2 separate regions of the Homo sapiens genome follow, and region 2 is linked to region 1. Evidence: chromatin loops called from intact Hi-C (ENCODE). Cell type or tissue: mammary epithelial cell. All regions are shown on one strand. Each heading gives the region's core, and the rest is flanking DNA. Links, peaks and the distances in the headings are about the cores only.

What was found. A loop is a pair of places that touch in the nucleus more often than their neighbours do. Peaks named below come from ENCODE experiments on the same cell type or tissue, not always from the same donor. Only the 100,000 strongest peaks of a DNase experiment are listed, where the experiment ranks them.
Region 2: it touches region 1 in a loop (5-fold over the local background); 3 of 110 quality-filtered maps call a loop at or near these places.

Annotation. Positions count from the first base shown.
Region 1 is chr15:40,040,003-40,056,498 of GRCh38, reverse strand. It overlaps SRP14-DT (SRP14 divergent transcript), which reads right to left. Exons shown (of 3, transcript NR_040060.1): 2 at 10,430-10,538. Among named protein-coding and RNA genes, the nearest start is that of SRP14-DT, 8.9 kb to the right of the region's middle. RefSeq lists enhancers at 1,338-1,537, 1,090-1,669, 1,788-1,997, 8,526-8,655, 8,996-9,125 and 1 more. In mammary epithelial cell, for the core only: a CTCF peak has its summit at 11,224 (motif pointing left); DNase peaks (open chromatin) are centred at 8,668, 9,428 and 11,228; H3K27ac peaks cover 713 bases.
Region 2 is chr15:40,187,783-40,195,782 of GRCh38, reverse strand. The region is part of intron 8 of BUB1B (BUB1 mitotic checkpoint serine/threonine kinase B); the gene reads right to left. The region is part of intron 1 of LOC107984763 (a long non-coding RNA gene); the gene reads left to right. Among named protein-coding and RNA genes, the nearest start is that of BUB1B-PAK6, 26 kb to the left of the region's middle. RefSeq lists a silencer at 4,909-5,109. In mammary epithelial cell, for the core only: no CTCF peak of the experiment used is centred there; a DNase peak (open chromatin) is centred at 4,982; H3K27ac peaks cover 498 bases.

The sequences.
Region 1 (16,496 bases), core at 7,049-15,048:
CTCTCCCAACGGCAGATTTCCTGTACTTTTCTTGATAACGTGGGGTCTGGATAACAATAATGAGTAAATGCCAAACATAGTGTCATCACAGTGATGAAGCCACAAATAAGCCATGGTGGGCAGATCACCTGCCATGCGCCCTCTCCTCCGGAGCGCAAAGCTAATCTTTCATAGGGCTTTGCCTCCACACACCTGAGGGCAAACTGTAAATTGGCAGTGACTCCCAGCCAGAGCTCTGCGCCTGTGGCCCTGTGGCACTGCTGCGAATGGGCCAAGCACAGTCTGAGTACACAGTGGACTCCTGGCAGTGGCCCTGGGTGGTTGGCATCAGTTATACCCCGAAAGGAGCATCAAGCTGTGTGGGAGCCAAGACTGAAGCCTGTTGGGTGCCGGGCCGGCACGCTCCCTCACCTCCTCCAAACCCTGGCTGCCACCCTGCAGCTGGTCTCCGCCTGAGGTAGAGGAGTGTGGCGCAAACGGTGGCTTCTGCTGGGCCCTGCCTCTCCCTCCTCCCACACCTGACTCAGGGGCTCCTGTAGATGGGTGTCTCTGTTTCCCCTCAGGCCTCCTTTGCTCAATCGCCCTCTCTCTTCCTGCTCTGGTATGGGGAGTTGTCTCTTAGTGGGGAGTGGGGCTTTTCTGCAGACAGGACGCCACCAAAGCCCTGAGCCCCAGGCTACACAGCCTCCCAGGGAGAGTGTTGAACTGAAACATTGCCCAGAGCTGGATCTGAGAGAAGCCAGAGCCCTGGGCCCTGTGAGGCTCAAGCCTGTCAGATTCCTGCATCTCCCTCCCTCTTCCCAGACCCTGGCTCTGGACCCAGTGAGCAGCCCTCCGCCATGACCCTGTGTGCCATCCACCTGTCCCCAGGGGATGTGAGCACTTGCCCGGTAGCCCGGGGCTGGGGACATGGGCAAGCTGTTAGGATGGGTTCAGCCTCTGCTCCAGGCTAATGCTCCTGAAGGTGTGTCCCAGCCAGGAAGCTGCTGGCACTTTTTGTCTCATTGTCTCAGTGTAAGCAGTATTCGGAGGTGTCCCTGGAACACCTGGTTCAGAGGGCAGCTGGGTATTTGCCCAGGCTCTGTGGCAACCTGCCCTCTTCTGGGATAGCCAGAGGGCTGACCCTGCCAGAGTTGTAGCACCGTGGCTTCAAGGCTGTCTTGACCAGCAGAGGCCTGGCCCTGCCACATCTCACTTCCTCCTGTTCCTCCCGGTCCTTCCCAGTCACCTCTTACCCTCCACTCACCCTCTCTTTCTGGAGCCCTGCATCCTACCCCAGGGGAATGCCCAGCCCACACCCAGGCCAGTCAGCTTCTTCCAGAAGGCAGCAGAGCTGGAGCAAGCCCAGGACTGGGGGGCCTCATGGCTGATTTCCCTTCTCAGAAACCTCTCTGACCTCCCAAACTGGAATCTCTGCCTTTGGCTTGCAAGCCAGGAATCACATATGGGTCACTCAACCAGAGCACTCTTGTGGTATGTCCAGGTCAGAGGGCAGCAAGGCCCTCTCATGCCATCCCCAGCAGCTGGACAGAGGGCGAGGAGCCTCTCCTGGCGCCTCAGGCCCTGAGCCTCTCAGGTTCCCTCGAAGGGAGGGGCTCTGCAGAGCCAGCTGCAGCTGTGGGAAACCACACACCACAGCCTGCAGGTGCAAGGGGCCTGGGGGAAGGGGAGAGGATTAACTGTTTCTTGGGAGCAGGCCTTCTCCATCCAATCTATTCCCAAATGGTGGCTCCCCCAGGATGCGGGGTAACATGCTCAGCAGGGGTGTGGGGTGGGAAGCTGGCCGTGGAAGAGTCACAGGGCTCGTGATCCAGGGATCCCAGAGACAAACACCTGCCTGAGAGGCCCTGAAGCCCACAGAGAGAGGCCAAGATACTCTCACTGACTCTGGGTGGCTTCAGAGGCCACTGAGAAACCCTGGGCACCGTGTCCCACTTCATGTCTAGTTGCCACTCTCTGGAGCAATTTCCTCCAAGTCATGGGACCTGCCCAGGGGAGGCAGAAGGGAGCTTCATTCTTGGGCTGTGCAACTCACCCCACCTGGGGTCTGCCCACTGAGGACCCTCAGAGTGATGCCAAGAGGAGCACCGGGCCGGCCTCAGTGGGGGCTGAGCAGGCGGTTCCTTCCCCCTCAGCCTGGGCCTCTGCGTGGTAACCGTGAGTGTGAGTGAGTAAACCCCAGCTCACCAAGGCTGGGACGCTGCTCTGGGGTTGTTAAAGGGGCTGGAAGCCATTCAAGGGGAAAGTTTCACAGTTTCCCAGAATGGCTCCTTTCTGCCATGCTGTCCCCAGAGGCTAGTGGGATGTTCATGCTGCCCATGTGCCTGCCTGTCACAGGTCCAGGTTGGTCTGATCTCTCATCTTGCCAGTTACCTGCGTCTTGGTGGAGCACCCACCGAGAACAGTGTCCTGGCAAGAGGCCCAGGGGGACCCAGCCCCTGCGGGAAGAGGCCAGCCTTGCCTTTGTGTGAGTCCTGCTTCACCCCCAACTTTCTTCTCACTCTTCCCATTCTTCTACGAGAATAAGTAACTCATTCCCTTACACTTGATTTTCCCTAAATGTGAGAAAGGTGACGCCGTCTAGGAGAAAAGTGACTGAGTTCACTCCGCACACATGGGCACCCACTGCTTGTCAGGCTTGGAAGGTAGACACACATTCTTTCCCTGGAGGAGCTCACAGGCTGGCAGGGCAGACATTCACACTCTATTCAGAGGCAGGGCTCTGCAAGGGAAGGTAGCAAGTTGGTTAGGGGCAGAGGAGGGGCCGATGATGACAGAATGTCTGCAGAGCTCACAAATGTTCTATGAAGCACACAGTGCCGGCTGTTTGGAACGAAGCAGAAAGGGGTAAGGCAAAGTGCTCAGGATCAAACTGGGGAGATAGGAATGAGTCACAGTAAGTTGTCTTGACGTCCCCGCGGGGCAGTAGGGGACGGTTTCAAAGGGCTTTCAGAATTCAGGGCAGGGTCTTTTCCCACTTGGGTAATCAGGGAAGCCTTCTAGAAGGAGGTGGTATTTGAACTGTGGGGAATGTCAGGAGGCTGCACGAGGGAACCTGGACCTGAGTTGTGGGGACGTTGGTGCCAAAGCAGAAACTGAAGGCTGCCTCCTCCTGGACGAACTACCCAGGGGAAAATTAAACTTACTGGAAGAGTGAAAGATTCCCCCAAGACACTCAAGTGAGGGAGTGGTGTCTACTGCTTCTCCTCTGCCTGCACTTCCTTAGGAGGGCAGGGCTGATTTCTCCTCCCCGTACCCATCAACTTCTGACCTTATACATCTGCCCCACCCTGCCTTTCCATCCTCAGCTCCCACTTCCTTTCCCTAGGAACTGCCCATTACAATCTCTGCTATGACTTTTTAAAAAGCCCATTCGGTCTTTGTCCCCCTTTCCTGGCTCAGAGCTTTAAAAACCTTTGGGATCTCCTGAGTGACAGGAACGCCTTTTGTCATTTGTAATGAGCATTTCCATCATACCTCAGGTTATGATAAGAAGGCAACTCAAGGTGGGCCCTTAATTTTAAGGGAGAGACTGGCCATGCCAGAAAGACCAAGCATGTGATCAGAGTGTGGAAATTTCATCCCTACTCCCATCCCTACTGCACCGCCAACCTCTGGGGCGAGAGGGAAGGACTAGAGATTGAGTTCGTCATGTGGTTAATGATTTCATCAATGGTGCCTGTGGAGTAAAGCCCCATATAAAACTCGACACTGAAACTGCGAGGAGCTTCCTGGTTGGTGAACACACCAATGTGCTGGGAGAGGGACATACCACATTCCACAAGGAGAGGGCATGGAAGCTCTGCACACACACCGCCCCCACCCAACACCTTGCCCTACATAGCTCTTCCCTTTGGCTGTTCTGAGTCTATATGATAATAAAACTAATTGTAGGTATAGCATGCTCAGTGAGTTCTGTGAGCCATTCTAGCCAACTACTGAACCCTAAGTTTGGGTGGTGAGAACTCAAATGTGTAGTCAAGTCAGACAGAAGTGCCAGTAGCCTGTGGACCCTGCGTGCGCCTGAGTTCTGAAGTAAGGGTAGTCTTGGGGACTTTGACATTTAACTTGTGGAGTCTGACACTGTAAAAAAACCAAACTCGGTTTTTCCTACTATGCTCTCTCAACACGTTCCTGACACCACATGGGGGGGCAGGGGTCTCTCCCCGCCACCAAGCAAGCTATCATTTCCGCAGCAGACACTAGTGGGGCATCCTCCAGTTCAACTCTGACTCTACCTGCCGACAGTGTCAGATCACACAGGTTGAGAACTCAGTCCCCTCTCCTCACTTCTGATGCCAAGTGCAAGCCCTGGGTTGTTTCGCCGCTGCTCTGTCTGACCAGCTAATTGGGGTTCACTAAAGCAGCTCACAGAACTCAGGGACAACTTACTTACATGTGTTAGCTTATTATAAGGATAGTCCACAAGATATACATGAAAAGATGCATAGGGTGAGCTATGGAGGAGGGGTGGAGCTTCTTTAACCTCCATGGGTGCTCCACCCTCCAGGAATCCCCACGTGTTCAGCTATCAAGAAATCCTCTGAACCCTGCCCTTTTGGGTTTTTATGGACGCTTCATTACATAAGCCTGATTGACTAAACCATTGGCCACTGGTGATCAACTTAAACTTCAGCCCCTTTTCCCTCCCTGGAGGTTGAAGGGTGGGGCTGAAAGTCCCAATCCTCTAACCCTGTCTTGATCTTTCTGGCGGCCAGCTCCCATCTTGAAGCTACCTAGGTGCTTAGCGTGCAAAAAGACACTTAAAACTTAGGAGATTCCAAGGATTTTAGGAGTTGTATGTCAGGAATGAAGACCTAATTAATACCTGTTTCACAATATCACAGGCACTAACTGCAGGTAGTCAGTGTCAGAATTGACACTGAATCCAATTGCAGGATGCCCCGTTGGTGTCAGAGAATAGTTGTCAGAACATACAAAGAGGACTCTTCCCTAAGATTCACATCACACTCCTTCTCCTGCCTGAAATGGCACTCTGCTCCCCGCAGTAACTAGTCCACTAGTCTGTTTTTCTAAATTCTTTCTTCCCTTCAAAGTCCACCTCCTTCACAGCTTGGTACTAGTGATGCTGTCCTGTAGCCCTTTCTTGCATGTATAACTCCGCACCTCCCACTAGGTAGCATCTGCTTTTGAAGAGAGAGACCTGGGGAAGGCTTGCCCTGGACAAAGGAGTTGCCCGCTAAATGCTCATCGGTGGATAGAAGGGGAAGGCTGCATTGAAGTGAGGAAGGCTGCTGGCCTGGCGAGCATTCCTCAAGAAGAAGCCTCGGCTTCAGGCCTCTCCCCCTCCCTCCTTCCTCTGTTGGCTGTGAGAAGCAGTGTCTTGGGATGGGCCGGGTTTCGGGGCGCTGGATCTGCAGTTCCAGCATCATTGCCCTGACAGTAAATACAAAATTTTGGCATCTTCTCTGCTGCGATTGCCAGGGCTCACCCAGGCCAACACCCGCCCCCTCCCCACACACCACACTCCACACACACACCACACACCCCCACACTCCACACACACATCCCCACCCTCCCCACACACCACACACTCCCCACTCCAGACACACACACCACACCCCCCATACCACACACGCACCATCACCCCACACCCCCTACACACATCCACACACACTACCTCCTTACACACACACACCCACACCGCACCACACACCCCCACACACCACACCCCCCACACACCACATACACCACTGCCCATGCATACCACACCCCCTCACACGCGCACACACACCATGCACACACAAACCCCCCCCACACTACACACTCCTCACACACACACAACCCCCCACACATGCCACATGACACCTCCCCACACACCACACACAACCACACAGACGCACACACCACACCCCACACCACACACACCACCGCCCCCGCACACCACAATCCCCCACACACCACACACTCCTCACACACACCACACCCCCCACACACACCACTCCCCCACACACCACACACCCTCACAACTTCCTCACACTCCCCCTACACACACACACACACACACACACACACACACACACACACAAGGGCTAGACCATGCCTAGCCTATGTCTGCCTCATTTTGGGCCGCAGTTGAAAACCACTAAACATGGCCATAGTCTGGCCTTGTTACTCCTCTCTCCCTTGCTGTTTGGCAAAGGGCCAGTAGAGAACAGTGTGTTCCCCCTTGCACACTTTCTCACCCACCTTCCACCTCACACACTCCACCTTTCCCTGAAGCTGCCTCCAAAAGCCTAGGTTTATGTCTCCTTCAACAGCTCTGACAGAGTCTGGTTGACCCAAGCCATGTGGGTAATTGGTGGGGGCAGACAGCCATGCTACCCATCCCCTCAACACCCTGGAAGATGAGCAGGCAGCAGACAGGTGGGGGCTACACTGGGCTCCTCCTCCCAGGCAGGCCCATGTGAGAGGTTTCACAAAGTGACCTAGAGGCACTTAGGAAGCCCAGGGCCTTCTTCCACATCACTGCCCACGGGGAACTGCTCTGAGTTGCTAGGCCTAGATCTGGCTTCAGAAAAAGCATGGCTCCTGCGTGATCTTTGGGCCTCCACCTTCACTCCTTCTTCCAGCCCCCACCTCCTCTGAAGGCCTCTCTCAGCATATGCTGGGTCTTAGAAGGAGAGAATATTAGCCATTTATACCCTCAGGGAAATTTAAATGGCCATGTTAAGTTTTAGCTGTAACTGGAATGAAAGGCCTGGTCCCCAGTTACAGGAATTGTAAGGAGCAGCTTCAGTGGAAAAGAGGGTTGGGAGGATGGGATGTGTCTTTCCTGGTATTACTGTGACCCACTCCCCATGTTCTGCTTGTCAAGCAATCTGGAAGAATTCTTGCTCTTCCCCACCAAGTGTTGGGCAATCTTCTAGAATACTACCTCTTAAGATATTCTGAGTCCAAATCTCCCAAGATTTTCTCCCAAATCTCTTTATGGTGAGGATCTGGGGAAAACAAAATCCCATCCTATTTCAAGTTCTGAATAGAATACAATTCCATTTTATCTTGCCCTCAATTGGATTCTCATCCTAATTTCTTTCCCAGCTATACTAGCCCCCAAACAGTCATTACAGCAATCCCAAAGTTACCTGACAGCATTGGAGTCTCACATTTAAAACTGGAAGGGACTTTACAGCTCAATCCCAACTCCCCAAGTTACAGAGGAAGAAACTCAAGTCCGGCAAAAAGTGACTTGTCCAAGGTCCCACGCCAATGAGTGGCAGAATTCAGATTAGAACTCAGCACTTCGGCTGCCACTCCAGTGCTGTTTCTGTAAGGCCACAACCACTTCACATCCCCACTCAATTTAGAGTTTGAGGCCTGGAGTTTAGGTACTATTTTTGGAGACATTGTTGGAAGTTCCAGGATGAGGTATTTATGAAGATTCAGTTCTCATTTCCCTCTCCAAAGCTCTTGGCTGGGTAACATGGCTCATGTCTGTAATCTCAGCACTTTGGGAGGCTGAGACAGGAGGGTCACTTGAGACCAGGAGTTTGAGACCAGCCTGGGCAACATGGTGAGACCCCAGTCTCTATAAAATAATAATAATAATAATAATAATATAAAGCTCTTGTTTTGTGTTATATTGCCCTAGTCAACTGCAACCTGGTCTGGGGTAGGAGGAGGCAGGGGGCCAGGGGGTGAGGAGGGCTGCTGAGCTGTGTGATGTCTCTGCTGGGCTCCCAGCCTGGCTGATGGGGGTTTATCCACCCCGACCTGGGAGCAGGTGTGGGCCCTCTGTCCCCAGAACTTCTTGAAGAACAGTTTGTTCTGCAGGGTGCAGCCAGGGTAGGGGGAGAGTTGCAGATACCAGTACAGCCCTGGAGCCCGTTGCAGCTGCTTCCTGTTGTCAGAGGGCTCCTCCACCAAGGGGCTGAGTTCCTTGACACCTCCACGCCCCTGCCTAGTTCTCCGTGTGGTATCCTGCCTCAGTAGGCCAGCAACTTCCCACGGATACCAAGGAAGGCTGTGTTCAAGTAGCAAGAGCTCAGAGTGAGGAAGTGCCCTGTGGCCAGGCACATTTCCAGCCTCGTGGCTGACCACCCCTGGTGCAAACAGGGTCCTGTCCTCACGTATGCAGGTTGATTTCTGCCTTGTCTTCCTTTCCCTGTCTGAAAGATCTTTCCCATCCTGTCTGCAGAGTCAAGTTCTCCCCATCATTCTCGGTTCCATCTCTTCCCCGAAGCTTTGTCTGCAGTGACTCCCTCCCCACCCCCGCTTCACTGGCCATACTGGACTGTCCAGCATGAGAGTGTGGGCCCTCATTTCACACTGCCTTGTCTTGTGGTTTGACATTTCACCTAGGTTTGTTTTGTCTCCTCTTCAAGACTTGAAGACAGGATGATTTGGGTCCTTAACCACTGCCTCCTACTTCAAACGAGATCCCTTACAGAGCTGAGCTCAGAGCCGACCCTGTGTGTAAGGGCATAATAAATCCTGGCTGAATGTCCCGTCTCAGTGTCTCTGTCTTGGTTCCTGCCTGAATTTCAGTCAGCTGAGCCACAGTTCACCCCAGACCCTGTAGCATCTTGGGAGGAGACATTTGGGCTCCTCTGCCTGGTAGTCACGTTGCCTCACTGCAGGAAGTGACCCAGGCCTTGCCGTCTCCCAGCTTGTGGGCCTTCTTGCCTCCAGGTTCCCCTCTGACTAATCATGAGAGTGCTATGGGGCTGACTGGAAGCGACCACTCCTGTCCCAGAAGGGACTTCCCCAGCCTGAATGCTTGCAGGTGGACGGCAAGGGAAGGGGGATAGTGCTGGTAATATGCAAGGTGGTGCCCTCGTCCAGTTCCAGGGACACAGCTCATAGAACACTCCCAAAAGGGGCTGTTCAGCCTGTCTCCATTCTTGCAGCTCTCTTCACCCCAAGCCTCAGGCCGGGCCTGGCTCGTTGTCCCTGGGGGGTCTGAAAGGGGCTGGAGTGGGGGTGGAGTGAGCAGCAACCCGGGACTCTCAGCTCAGCGCTTTTCCCCCCATTGTGAAATGGCCTTGGATAAGGGCCAAGCAGGAAGCTGCCTCCTATAGCTCCGTGGCCTGGCGCCTGGGGTGTGAGGACGGCCCCAGGCCCTTCCCTTCCCAAGGGAGGGCTGAAGCTGACACACGGAGTCCACCTGCATGGAGACACTGAGCTGCCCTTGGCTAAGTCATGAGGGGCCTATGCCCTCCCTCCTGCTCTCTGTGCCAGCTAGTTTGTGGCAGGCAGAGGGGTGTGTGGAAAGTGCATGGGCCTGGGGCTCAGGGCTCGGGGCTTCCAGTCTCACCTTTGGCATTACCAAGCTTTGTGATCTTGGTCAAGTCATTTTCCCTCTTTGGACCTCACTCAGTTTCTATTCACTTGTGAATAACTAGCAGGTAAAGGGTTGGACTAAAAAGGTCTTGGAGGCCTCTTCCAGCTCAATATTGTGACTCACTGAAGTCAATGATTCATTGATGTTATTACTGGGACTTGGCTCTGATCAGATGGGAGTTTCTTCATTGTGTCTGTCTAGGATTCCCTGTGTAAATCTGCATCTGTGGGTCTGTCACAGAGGTGGAGTGGGCTTCCCCGAACAATCAAGGATGAATGATGACACAGAGGCCAAGAGATGAACAGCATCTGTCGCTTTGGGGAGTCGAGACACCTGTTGGGTAATTTGTGCAGAACTCTGGCTATATAATTTCCTGTCCTTGACTTTCAGACAGGAAACTTTAAATTGGGGACCCCTAATCATCCTGAATAAGGGAGCCCCTCCCCCACCCACTAAACCCATGAAAGTGTGGGGAGGAGGAGGGCAGGAATAGGTGCTCATGCCCCAGACTTCCAGCCTGGCTGGGAATAACTACGCTTGCAATAACTATGCTTGCCTTTCCTGGCCTCAGTTTCCCCTCTTACAATATGGGGTATGCTGGCCCCCTTCTTGAGGTTCAGCAAGGAAGGAAATCCTAGATGAGAAGGGGAGAACCTCTTAAAGTTCACACACATTTCTTGAGTGCCACCACCTGATTCTGTACAAGGATGGCCTTCCAGGCATGTGGGGCCAGGGGCTGCCCATGGAGTGTAGCCTAGAGGGTACTGGCAATTCCTTTGTATCTCCCCAAAGCCCCTATACCAGAAATCCCACCATTAGAGTCTGTTCTTTGTTTAACATCACCTAAGTTTCCTCCACAAATGGAGGGCGTGTGACATACTAACCATTTGTCCTGAACATGTTCGTGTGATTTAGCTACCAGATGGGTTGCCTCCACACAGCTAGCTGAGCTTAGTGAGAGACTGGGATTTTGATGGGGAGGGAGGGAGGGGTGTTTTGCACGACCGAATATTTCTACTCAGGGTACTGCTTGAGAAGGAGAGGAAAAGAACAATGAAACCTAGCTTTTCTGCCATGCTTTCTCACGTATAAGCTTTTATATTCACATTGTCACACTGAACTCACCACAGCAGTGTGAGGAAGATCTTCCCATTTTACAGCTGAGGAAATGGAGGCTCATAGAGATTAAGATGACTTTCCTTCAGAGATACAGCCAAGAAATGCCAAGTTGGACCTGGAATCCAAAGACAGGATTAAGGAGACAGGATTCTGCATGGGAGTGGGAGGGGGACAGGGGCTTGGGATAGGAACCCACACCCAGAGGGAGGGAAAGATGAGGAGTGGAGAGAGAGTCCCAGTTTGTTCCACTCTGCCTAGAGCTGGTCTCTTTTCTGCCTTCCCTCCCTTCTTGTCACCTCTTTGGACAGCTGAAAGACAGCTGAAAGCTCAGCACTCCTGAGCTGCCCGCAGGCTACACTCATTTGCAAGTGCTTCTTCGCACAGAGGTGGCAGGCTCCTCAGCTAGAACAACGCTCACCTCACAGGACTATTGGGGGCTCAAAAGTGGATACATGTAAGCACCTAGAAATGAACCTGGCACTTAGTAACTTCTCAATAAATATAAGCAAGCTATTATCTGAGAAAAAAATAGTCTCTTCTCTAGTGGAGAAGTCAGTCAGCTTCTTGCACCTAGAACAGTGCCAAACACTGCTTGTTTAGCCTTGTTCAGTGAATGGATGAATGATAATCTTTCTGTAACACGGAAAGTTCTAGCCTCCACAGAAGTAATTTTGAAAAATAATGACCACGATCTTGGATATTCTTAGGGTTGATCTAAGGTAAACGACAGGGCAAGATCTGGGAGTGGCTGAGGCGGTCGCCCATGGCTGCGCTCGTCTGGTGAGGCCAGGGCGTCCCCTACTGGCCCAAGACGAGTCACAGGCAGGTCGAGGCCACTCCTCATCTCTGCGATGGCGCGTGGAGGGAGGGCGTGGTGGCGTTGCTGCGAGCGAGGGGAAGGCCAGTGTTAATCACTGACACTTGTGGGCTCCGGAAACTTCCCTAGGGCCCCCAGAAGGGGCTGGGGGGAGAAAAGCAGCAGTTCTAAGAATTTTGGAAGTAGAAGTGACATTAGCAATCTAGCCTAAGTCCTGAACATAACAGTGAAAATACTTTAAAAAATACATCAACTGGGTGTTTACTATGAGCCCTTTACGTGGATTATGTCCTTGAAAGCCGACAACAACCCTCTGAGGCAGGTTCCCTGTGGAGGATAGGGCGCAAGCAAGTACCTCGTGCAGGGCCTCACAGCAAGTTGGGGAGCAGGGTGAGCCTGGGGTCTCTGACTCACAGTCCAGGGCACCTGTGCTGTCTCTCTAGGACACTGGGGCTTGGGATTTAAATCCAGGACTTCATCCTGGGGTGGGGATGGAGAGAGTTCCTGGAGCCCTGAGTTGGCTGAGCAGATACAATGAACACTTGTTGACCAACTGACTGCAGAAAAGAATAAAGGAATTGGGAACTGCCAGTGTTGGAGTGGATTCAGTCCAGGGAGTGTGTTGACGTGTGGCTTCAGGGTGTTTACTCTCTCCGGGCACCCAGGCTTCTAGGACACACTCTCATCTCCCTCCGGCCACTCCTCTGGCCTTCTCTAGGATGGCTCCACCAGAGCTAACCACCTCCCGCTGACGTGGGAGGTCTCCCAGCCTTAGGTTCTAAAATTTGTCATCCCAAAGCCAGACCTGCCCAGTGCCATTCCTCGATGTGTTTAGATGATACCCTCCTTCCTTCATCCAGAACTGACCCTTAAATCAGCACACTGGAGCTACGGTGAGGCAGCTCAGAGCCCAAGGTATAGTTCCCCTCAGACTGAAACTGAAAAGTTAAACTAGCCCAGAGGCCAGTCCTCCGTAAGGTGCACAGTGTCTTGTTGCAATCTGCTCCTGTAGAATGAATCCACCTTGACGAGGAGGACGTAGAACAGCCCACTCCCAACTAAGGGACTGCAGTGTAATAATGCATCCCTTAGCTCATTTACTCCTCCCCTTGACATGAGGTAGGCACTTTTATGACTTCCCCATTTTACAGATGAGGACACTGAGGCACAGAGAGACTTAAGCAATTTTGGAATATGCAAAAAAGATTAGTGGAAACAAATACATTAAAGAAAAAGATAAACTCAAAAACAACAATAACAAAAAACAAAACAAAATAAAAAATAGTGGATGTTTCCAATGAAAAATTATACATTGATTAGAACACAGCCTTCTGGATTAGCTGATTTCTAGCCTTTTATTTCCTTTGCGCTATTTTACAACTCTGTAGGTTGTAGAGACTCAATGGCAATGCAGAGGATTCTTGTCTATGGATGTACAAATGCTTCTGTTCAGTGAAGGGACAACCCTGGGTCCCTCCTGTGCAAAATCCAATTTTACTTCCATTTACAAATTCATTCCAGAATTCCTGATGTTTACTGGATTCCCCTTTGAATGGATTGTAACATACATCTGGTTTCCTTATTAATAATAGGTTAAACATAATACAAAATTTTTTTGAGACAGCATCTCACTGTTTCCCTGACTGGAGTGCAGTGGCACAATCATGGCTTATTGCAGCCTTGACTACCCCAGCTAGGAACCCCATCCAGGAACTAGCGACTGTGTTTTTAAGCATTATACTTTCCAGGCACTGCAAAGTGTAATTGCATTAGAGTAACTGCAGCTGCAAATTAATCAACCCTAACCTGAACAAGATCCTTGACCCTAATTCAAACCCTAACCAAATTCCTGACCCTAATTCAAAACCAACTCTAATTAAACACCTAATAAATTAAAGTGTGCTCTGTCTGAGGAAAAAACACATTACCCCTGCATTTTGGGAGAGACAATCTCAGGTTGTACAAACAAGCATACTTATTCAGGTCCCTTAGGTCGGCTAGGCCCTGAGGAGCAGGGGTACTTTTCTCTGCCCGTCTTCCCATGGGGAAGTGGCCAAAGCTGGTACGGTGTTTTGTGCCCAGGGCCTTCGTTTTGCTCTTGGTGCTGCCTAGGCCTTTGATGAAGCCCCCATGATGTGGGAAAGGATTTGGGAACCATTTTCATGTCATGGTTCTCCTAGAACTGTGAAAGGGAGAGGAAAAACTGAGAGGGAGCAGGAAGGTGTGTGGCCTGCATGACTTAGAGACAGTGACCCAGCGCCATGCCTCACATACATACTGCTCTGCTCCAAGGCCAAAAGCCATTAATCTCTATTATGCATTTAAATTACAATTTGATGAATGATATGTTACCCTAATCACACATAATTGCAAGTTAGGATTTGGGGTGCTGGAAAACATCAAAATTTAACCATGTTATATTGACATAAACTCTCAATTTCATTGTACCCCTGAGCTACCTTTATTCCTGATTGATCACATACAATACCATTTTTCTCACTGATGAATTTATTTTCAGATATAGTCTTATAAATCAATGAACTTTATCATTGCTTTTACTGTTTTAATTTTTTTAATCTCAAAAATTTAAATTTAGCAACATTATTTTACTTCATAGTACTTCCTTTTATGATCCCTTTTATTTATGGCAAATGATACTGGTTTTCCACTTATGATCATGATATTAAATACACAAGTAGAAAGTGAGTCAATTTAAAGAAAAATATTAACTAACAGTACAGGTGGTATTAAGATAATGGCAGAAATCAGGATGGTGATGTTGAAATGATGGAAGGTGTGTGGTCTATAAGTAATAACACTATTTGATACTATACTGTTTATTGGGCATTTACTATGTGCTAGGCCCAATGTTATCAATGATAGCGCTGTCCAGTAGAATTTGTGATGATGGAAATGCTCTACATCTGTACTATCCAAGCCACATATTGCTACTGAATCCTTGAAATGTGGCTAGTGTGATTGAGGAATTAAAATTTTAAAATTAATTTAAACATCTATATTTACCATATTAGAGCAAGCCTAAGGCTCTTACATATAGTATTTTATACAATCTTCATAATCTCAATGAAGTAAGCATTATTTTGTTACTTTGCTAGTGAAGAGACTTAGGCCTTGAGAGGTTGCCTGAGGCCACATAATCAATAAGTAGCAGACGTAGGATCTGAACCCCGATCACTTTGACTTCTGAATAGGTGCTCTTGGTCATTTCCCACAGAAAAACAAAGCCCAAAGAATATTCCATCAGTAGTTGAATTGCACTGGATCCAGTGCAATGCACGCATTCCATGTACTAGGACATAGACATCTCTGGGGGATCATCCAGCCTGCCACCGAGATTTTTGCAGAAGTCCAGATGCTAGTGTGATTGCAATCAGATTAAACTTTCAAGATAGCTAACAGGACTCATGCAGGTGTAGATGTGAAAATTAAAAGAAAAAGAACAGCTGGTGGCAGCGGCTCATGCCTATAGACCCAAGTACTTAGGAGGCTGAGGCTGGAGGATAGCTTGAGCCTGAGAGGTGGACGCTGCAGTGAGCCGAGATTGCACCACTGCACTCTAGCCTGGGTGACAGAGTGAGACCCTGCCTCAAAAAGAAAAAGGAATCTGGGATGATTCATGGTTGTTTTTATTTGAGTAACTGGTCAGACGGTGGTGCCATTTAATAAATAGCAAAGATGTGGGAAGTAAAAAGTTTTGATTTGGTCACGTAATATCTGAGATGCTCATTACACATCCAGGTGGAACTACCAAGTGGACAGCTGAATATGCAAGTTTGGAGCTCAATACAGAGGTAAAAGCTATAATTAAAAATTGGGGAGTCATCTTCGCACACCTCAAGACTAGCAAAGATTAGAACAGTCTGGTGAAAACCCCTCCTATAGGGCCGCCAACACAAGACCACTTTGTGATGGCACCATATGAATAACCTCTAGCATGCGTGTCCAACCTTTTGGCTTCCCTGGGCCACATTGAAAGAATCGTCCTGGGCCATATGTAAAACACACTAACACTAATGATAGCTGATGAGATAAAATTTTTTTAAAAAGGGCCCATGCATAATTTTCATGATATCTGCCAATACAGATGAGCAAAAACATCCTCACATTCAAATGACTGGACACCCATGCAAGAGCCCTGGGCCTTGGTATTACTAGCTCAGAAGTCAAAGTCCTGGTTGAGAGCACCAGATTGACCCACGTTAGGTCATATGCTTGAGCCCAGGTGCTGAGGGCAGTTGAGAGAGTGACCCTCTGACCCTTCTATTTATTTATTTATTGCCTCTCACCAAAACCCACACAACAGGGGATTGCAAACAGGTTCAAATGCTGGAGAACCAAAAGCCAATACAGGTTGGCTACACAAGGTCATCAGCCTAGGGCAGGAAGTGGGCAACGGGCGCTGGCCATTTGGAAGAAAATGTGAAATCAGAGAGTGAACATATTTAAGCCATTAAGTTTGAATCTCCTAACTGGGCTCCTCATTTCCTGCCCTGTCTCTCTACAGTGCATTCTCCACAACACAGACAGGGGGATCTTTAAAAAATATAAATCAGATTTTCAGTGTTCTGTTGAAAACTTCCTTAACGAGTCTTCTCTTTGTATCTAGAACAAAATCCAGGCTTACTATGGTCACGGGCCCTACATAATCTGGTCCCCAGCTACCTCTCCATACTCCTTTACTCCTTGCTCCACAAGCCCTCCTCACCCCCACCCGCACCTGCCAGTCTTACAGACACAGGGCAACTTGTTTCCCCTTTGAAGGTTTTGCTCTAGCCGTTCCCTGTGTCTGAAACACTGTGTCCCTAGATCTTTGGATGGCTGGTCCTTTCAGCTTTCAACTCAAAGTTCTCCTTTTCGACGAGAACTCCCCTGACCCCAACCCAGGCAGTCCCCTTCCCACTCTCATTATACAGCCCTGCTTAGGCTGTCTCACGGAATTCATTATCTGAAGCTGTACTACTTACTTGTTTGCTTCATTGTTTATTTCCTCCCTGCCCCTTTAACCCAACTTCCAGGAAACCAGGAACTTAGCTTTTCTTATCCTGCTGCATCCCCAACCTCTACAACCGTGCCTGGCACAGACTGAGAGGCACTCAGCGAAAACCTCTTGTGTGGTGGAATGCTTGACTTTATAGAGGGCCCAGGGTTCAAGTTGGCTAGTGGCAGAGAGGGCTTACAACCTAGTTCTCCTGACTAATCAGAGGTAGAACTAAAGACTGGGCTCCAGCCCCTCAT
Region 2 (8,000 bases), core at 1-8,000, 150 kb before region 1:
AAAAGATAAACAAATGGCCAACGAGCATATGAAAAAATGTTCAGCATCACTAATTATCAGGGAAATGCAAATCAAAACCACAACGCAATAACCCCTTACTCCTGTGAGAATGGCCATAATAAAGAAATCAAAAAATAATAGACACTGGCATGGATGTGGTGAAACGGGAACACGTTTACACTGTTGGGGGGAATGTAAACTCGTACAACCACTATGGAAAACAGTACGGAGATTCCTTAAGGAACTAAAAGTAGATCCACCATTTGATCCAGCAATCCCACTCCTGGGTATCTACCCAGAGGAAAAGAAGTCATTATATGAAAAAGATACTTGCACATGCATATTTTAGCAGCATAATTCACAACTGCAAAAATATGGAACCAGCCCAAATGCCCATCAATCAATGCATGGATAAAGAAAATGTGGTATATATCTACCATGAAATACTACTCAGCCACAAAAAGGAACAAAAAAATGGCATTTGAAGCAACCTGGATGGAATTGGAGACCATTATTCTAAGTGACGTAACTGAGGAATGGAAAACCAAACATCATATGTTCTCACTTATAAGTGGGAGCTAAGCTATAAGGACACAAAGCCATAAAAATGATACAATGGACTTTGGGGATTTGGGGGAAAGGATGGGGGGAGTAAGGGTTAAAAGACTACACATCGGGTACAGTGTACACTGCTCAGGTGACGGGTGCACCAAAATTTCAGAAATAACCGCTAAGTAACTTATTTGTGTAACCAAACACCACCTGTTCCCCAAAACCTATTGAAATGTAAAAAAAAGGAAAATAAAATTATGTTCTGAGTACCACCTCTGCTATGATAAGGAAGGAAATTAGCCATAAGTGGGATAATCAAGTAGCTTATATTACTTATAGGTGAAAGCAAATCTTAATACCATATCCTCATCATAACCAGTATATAAAAAGAAATTAACCTATGCAATACAATCCATTTTTCATGGTTTAGTATCCAAAAGAATTAGAGTTAAGAATATAGCATTAGGAACCTAATAATATTAAGTCCAAGGTGCTCAGCTGAGGGGGAAGAATCAGAGTGGCAGCATAGCTTTTAAAAGAATGAAGTATAAGATACCTCAACCATGATATAGCAGGTATTTTCAACCCTGTGGATCAGAATAACTTATATACCTTTTATTTTCTTATATACCTTTGTACAACTAAAGATACCGGTCCTTCCCAGACTCAGTGAATCAAAAACTGTAATGGTAGGGTCCAAGCATTTACATGCTTAAAAAGTTTCCCCAACTTGCTCAACCTGCTAGAGGACATCTATGAAAAACCCACACTAACATCATACTTCATGGTAAAAGGCTAGATGCTTTCCCCCTAAGATCAGGAACAAGACAAGGATGTCCATTCTTGTCACTTCTATACAACACTGTACTAGAAGTTCTAGTCAAGGCTATTAGGCAAGAGAAACAAAGAAAAGGAGTCCAGATGGGAAAGGAAGAAGCAAAACTATCTCTTTTTGCAGAAGATATGGTCTTAGATAACAAACGAGTTCATCAAAGTCAAAGAATACAAGATCAGTATACAAAATCAACCTATTTTACCCATTTGCAATGAACAATCTGAAAATAAAATTAAATCACATCTCAAGGCAGCATGTAAAAAAGGGGAAAAAAGAAAATGAAATTAAGAAAACAATTCTATTTACTATAGCTTCAAAAATAGTAAAATACTTCACAATAAATTTAAAATAAGGAAGTGAGAGAAGACATATAGATGGAAGTTGGACACAGTGGCCTGTAATTCCAGCACTTTGGGAGGCTGAGGCAGGAGGATCACTTGAGGCCAGGAGTTCAAGACCAGCCTGGGCAATACAGTGAGACCCTGTTTTTTTTTTTTTTTTTAGACAGAATCTTGCTCTTGTCACCCAGGCTGGAGTGCAATGGCATGATCGCAGTTCACTGCAACCTCCGCCTCTCAGGTTCAAGCGATTCTCCTGCCTCCGCCTCCCGAGTAGCTGGGATTACAGGCACCTGCCACCACGCCCAGCTAATTTTTGTATTTTTAGTAGAGATGGGGTTTTGCCATGTTGGCGAACTCCTGACCTCATGATCCACCTGCCTCACCTTCCAAAGTACTGGGATTACAAGCATGAGCCACCACGCCCGGCTGAGACCCTGTCTTCAAAAAAAAAATTAGCCAGGCATGGTGTCATGCACCTATAGTCCCAACTACCAGGATGGATAAGGCAGGAGGATTGCTTGAGCCCAGCCTGGGCAACAGAGTGAGACACTGTCTCTAAGGGAAAAAAAAAAAAAAAAAAAAAAAAGTGGTAATAAGCATATAAAAAAAAAAAAAGATGATAGTAAGCATATGAAAAGATGCTTCCCAGATGTCATTAAGGAATTGCAAATTAAAACAATAAGATACTGCTGCACACCTATTAGAGTGGTTAAAATCTAAAATATTGACAACACTGAATGCTGCCAAGGATGTGGAACAATAGAAGCTCTCATTGATGGGTGGTAGGAATGCAAAACAGTATAGCTACTTTGAAAAATAACTTGGCACTTTCCTACAAGGCTAAAATTAGTCTTATTATACAATCCAGCCAAATGAGTTGAAAACTTATGTCTGCACCAAAACCTGGCTGGGTGTGGTGACTCATGCTTGTAATCCCAGTGCTCTGGGAGGCTGACGCAGGAAGATCACTTGATCCCAGGAGTTCAAGACCAGGCTGGGCAACACAGTGAGACCCCATCTTTAAAAAAAAAAAATAATAAGCCAGCCATGGTGGCATGCACCTGTAGTCCCAGCTACTAGGGAGGATGAGGTGGGAGGATCACTTGAGTCCAGGAGTCAGGACTGCAGTGAGCCAGGATCATGCTACTGTACTCCAGCGTAGGTGAAAGAACAAGACTATTTAAAACAAACAAACCTGCACATGAATGTCTACCGCAACCTTATTCATAATTGCTAAAACTTGTAAGTCACCAAAATGACCTCCTGTGGGCGAATGGATAAACAAATCGTGGCACATCTATACAATGGAATATCATTCAGCACTATAAATGAGGTATTGTGTCAGAAGAAGATGCAGAGGAACCTTATTGTTAAGTGGAAGGAGCCAGATTGAAAAGGCTACATATACTATGATTCCAGCTACATGATTTTCTGGAAAGGGCAGAACTATAAAGACAATGAAAAGATCAATAGTTACAGGGGATTTGGGGAGAGAGAGAAAGGGATGAACAAATGGAGCAAAGGGGATTTCTGGGACAATGAAACAATTCTGAATGACACCGTAATGATGGATAGATAATATTATGTATTTGTTAAAACACACAGAACTGTAAAACACATTAGAGTGAATCCTAATGTAAACAAAGAACTTTAACCAATAATAATGTATCAATATTGGTTCATCAATTATAACAAATGTACCACACTCATGCATGATGTTAGTAATAGGAAAAACTGTGTACAGGGTTGAGGGGTGGGGATGGAGTATGTGGGAACTCTCTGTACTTTCTACTCCATTTTTCTGCAAAGCTAACACTGCCCTAAAAAATAAAGTCTATTAATTAAAGAAAAAGAAGTGCAAAACTTGTATTCTGAAACCTACAAAACACTGAAAGAATTCAAAGACATACATAACTGGAAAGACATCCTATGTTCATGGACCAGAAGACTTAATATTTTTAAGATGTCAATATCATTAAATTAACCTACAGATTCAACAGAATCACTATCAAAATTCCAGCTGGCTTTTCTGCAGAAATTGACAGGCTAATCTTAAAATGTATAAGGAATTACAAGAGAATCAGAATAGTCAAAACAATCTTTAAAAAGAGGAACAAAGTTGGATTCATCCTTCTCAATTTCAAAAGTTACTACAAATCTGCAGTAATCGAGATCGTGTAGGGGAAAAAAAAAAGACTGTGTGGTATTGACATAAGGATAGACAAAAAGATCAATGGAATAGAATTAAGAGTCTAGAAATAAATTCATACATTTTGGTCAACTGATATTTCAACAAGAGTGCCAAGACCATTCAATAGCAAAAGAGTAGTCTTCAACAAGTGGTGCTGGGACCACTGGATATCCACATGAAGAAAAATGAATTTGGACTCCTTCCTTATACCATACACAAAAATTAGCTAAGAATGGATCACAGACCTAAATATAAGAGCTAAAACTATAAAACTCCTAGAAGAAAATGTATAAAAGCAAATCTTCATGACTTTGGATTAGTCAGAGCCTTCTTAGATATGACAGTGAAAGCTCAGGGACAAAATTTTAAAAAACAGATAAATTGCATTTCATCAAAATTTTAAATAACTTTTGGTCTTCAAAAGAGATCATTGAGAAAATAAAATGACAACCCAGAATGGGAGAAAATATTTGCAAATCATGTATCCGAAAAGAAGTTGTATCTAGAATACATAAAAGACTCTTAAACTCAACAATAAAAAACCAAATAGAGTAGTTTCCCCTTACTCATGGTTTCATTTTCAGCAGTTTCAGTTATCTATGGTCAATGGTGGTCCAAAAATATTAAGTGAAAAATTCCAGAAATAATTCATCAGTTTTAAATTACAAGTCATTCTGGCCAGGCGCAGTGGCTCATGCCTGTAATCCCAGCATTTTGGGATGCTGAGTCGGGTGGATCACTTGAGCCCAAGAGTTCGAGACCAGCCTGGGCAATATGGCGAAACCCCGTCTCTACTAAAAACACAAAAATTACCTGGGTGTGATGGCACAAGCCTGTAATCTCAGCTACTTGGGAGGCTGAGGTACAAGAATCGGTTGAACCCGGGAAGCTGAGGTTGCAGTGAGCCACGATGGCACTACTGCACTCCAGAATGGGCAACAGAGTGAGACTCGGTCTCAAAAAAAAAAAAAAAAATTACAAGGCGTTCTGACTATCCTGATGAAATCCCATATATTCCCATTTTGTTCCACCTAGGATGTGAATCATCCTTTTGTTCAGCATCCACATATTAGTCACTTAGCAGCTGACTCGTATCAGATCAGCTGTCCCAGCATTGCAGTTCTTGTGTTCAAGTAACCCTTATTATACTTAATAATGGCCCCAAAGCACAAGAGTAGCGATGCTGATGATTTGGATATGCCAAAGGTGAAAGTTCTTAACTTTTATTTTATTGTTTTATTTTATTTTTAGAGACAGGATCTGAATCTGTTGCCTAGGGTGGAGTACAGTGGCGTGACCCTGGCTCACTGCAGCCGTAGACTCCTGGGCACAAACAATCCTCCCACCTCATCCTCCATAGTAACGGAAACCATAGGCATGTGCCACTATGCCCAGCCAGTGTATTTTTATTTTTAGTAGAGATGGGGTCTCACTATATTGCTCAGGCTGGTCTTGAACTCCTGGTCTCAAGCAATCCTCCTGCCCCAGCCTCCCAGAGCCAAAGTGCTGAGATTAAAGGCATCAGCCACCATGCCCAGCCTCAACTTTCACTAAAAAAAATAAAATAAAAATAAAAAATAAATCACATGCTGAAGTTGATAAGATTTACAGTAAGAATGAATCTTCTATCAGTGAAATTGTGAAGAAGGAAAAAAAGTTAGTTTTGCTGTCATACCTCAAACTGCAAAAGTTATGGCCACAGTGCATGTATAAGATAAAACATAGTATATAAATGGTTTGGTACTATCAAGTTTCGGGCATCCACTGGAGTCTTGGAACGTATCCCCTACAGATAAGGAGGGACTACTGTAATCCAAAGGAAAAATAGGCCAAGGATTTAAACAGTCATTTCTCCAAAGAAGATATACAAAAGGCCAATAAACCTATGAAAATAGGCTCAACATCATTAGTCACCAGGAAAATGCAAATCAAAACCAGCGAAATACCACTTCACATCTCTGTTAGAATGACAATAACCAAAAAAGCATAATAACAAGTGTTGGGAAGGAATTGGAGTACTCGTACATTAGGGGAATGTGAGAAGGTAAAATGGTACAGCTTTTTTGGAAAACAATTTGACAGTTCCTCAAAATATTAAACATGGAGTTAATCACACGATCCAGCAATTCCTCTCCTAGGTATACAGCCAAGAAAAACGAAAACACATGTCCACACAAAAATGTATACACGGTATTCACAGCAGCATTATCCATAATAGCCAAAAAATGAAAACAATTAAAATTTGTATCAACTGATGAATGGTTAAATAAAATGTTGTGAAGCCACACAACGGAATACTACTTGGCAATAAAAAATAATGAAGTACTGATACATGTCACAACGTGGATGAACCTTGAAAACACTACCCTAAGTGAAAGAAACCAGTTAGAAAAGACCATACACTGCCTGGACGCAGTGGCTCACGCCTATAATCCCAGCGGTCTGGGAAGCCGAGGTGGGCGGACCACTTGAGGTCAGGAGTTTGAGACCAGCCTGGCCAACGTGGTGAAAGCCTGTCTTTACTGAAAATACAAAAGTTAGCCAGGAGTGGTGGCACATGCCTGTAGTCCCAGATACTCAGAAGGCTGAGACAGGAGAAATGCTTGAACTGGAGAGGCGAAGGTTGCAGTGAGCAGAGATTGCACCAATGTACTCCAGCCTGGGCGACAGAGCAAGACTCTGTCTAAAACACAAAAAACAAACAAACAAAAAAAAACAAAGACCACATATTATATTATTTACACGAGATGTCTAGAATTGGTAAATTATCTATAGAGAAAAAAACAGTTGGTTGCTAGGGTGGGGATTGGGGTAATGGTGGGGAATCGAGTCTTACAGGTATGGGTACAAGGTTCTTTCTGGAGTGATAAAAATGCTCTAAAATTGATTGTGGTAAGGGTTGCACAACTCTGTGAACATACTAAAAGCCACGGAATTATATTTCGATGAAGTTTAGAAAAAAAAAGAAAAAAAAGCTTTAAAAGGCTGAGTGCAGTGGCTCATGCCTGTAATCCCGGCACTTTGGGAGGCTAAGGCGGGCAGATCTCGAGGTCAGGAGTTCGAGACCAGCCTGGCCAATATGGTGAAACCATGGCTCTACTAAAAATACAAAAATTAGCTGGGCGTCGTGGCGGGCGTCTATAATGCCAGCTACTCGGGTGGCTGAGGCAGGAGAATTGCTTGAACCCGGGAGGCGGAGGTTACAGTGAGCTGAGACGGCGCCACTGCACTCCAGCCTGGGTAACAGAGCAAGACTCTGTCTCGAAAAAAAAAAAAAAAAAGAAAACTTAAATTTGACTGTATGATAATTAAAAGCATAATGGTTACTGCTACATGAAGCCAAAAGACAAGGACAAAGTAGGGGGAAAATATTTGCAACTCGTATTATAGATTTTTAGCTGATTTTCTTCATCTATGAAGAGCTTCTATACATCACTAAGCAAAACGCAACCTAAAGAAAAATGTGTGGAGAGGTCAAATAAAACATCCATGGAAAAGAATTTAAAATAAAAATAAGTTTAGGTCGGGCATGGTGGCTCATGCCTGTAATCCCAGCACTTTGGGAGGCCGAGACAGGCAGATCACGAGGTCAGTTCGAGACCAGCCTGACCAACATGGTGAAACCCTGTCTCTACTAAAAATACAAAAATCAGCCGGGCGTGGTGGCCCGAACCTGTAATCCCAGCTACTCAGGAGGCTGAGGCAGGAGAATTGCTTGAACTTAGGAGGTGGAGGTTGCAGTGAGCCAAGATTGCACCACTGCACTCCAGCCTGGGCAACAGAGTGAGACTCCGTCTCAAAAATAATAAGTTTAATATTTCCTGTACCATATTAATTTTAACATAAGTCATGTTTCTACAAAATGACTTGAAACATTAGAAAAACCAGACATCTACAAATGTATGTTATCCATTTCTATAAAGGCTCATAGGATTTTCTTTTTTATTTTCGTTATTTATTTTTGAGACAAGGTCTCACTCTGTACTCAGGCTAGAGTGCAGTGGTGCAGTCACAGCTCACCGTAGCCACAAACTCCTGGGCTCAAGTGATCCCTAGCCTCCCAAGTAGCTGGGACCACAGG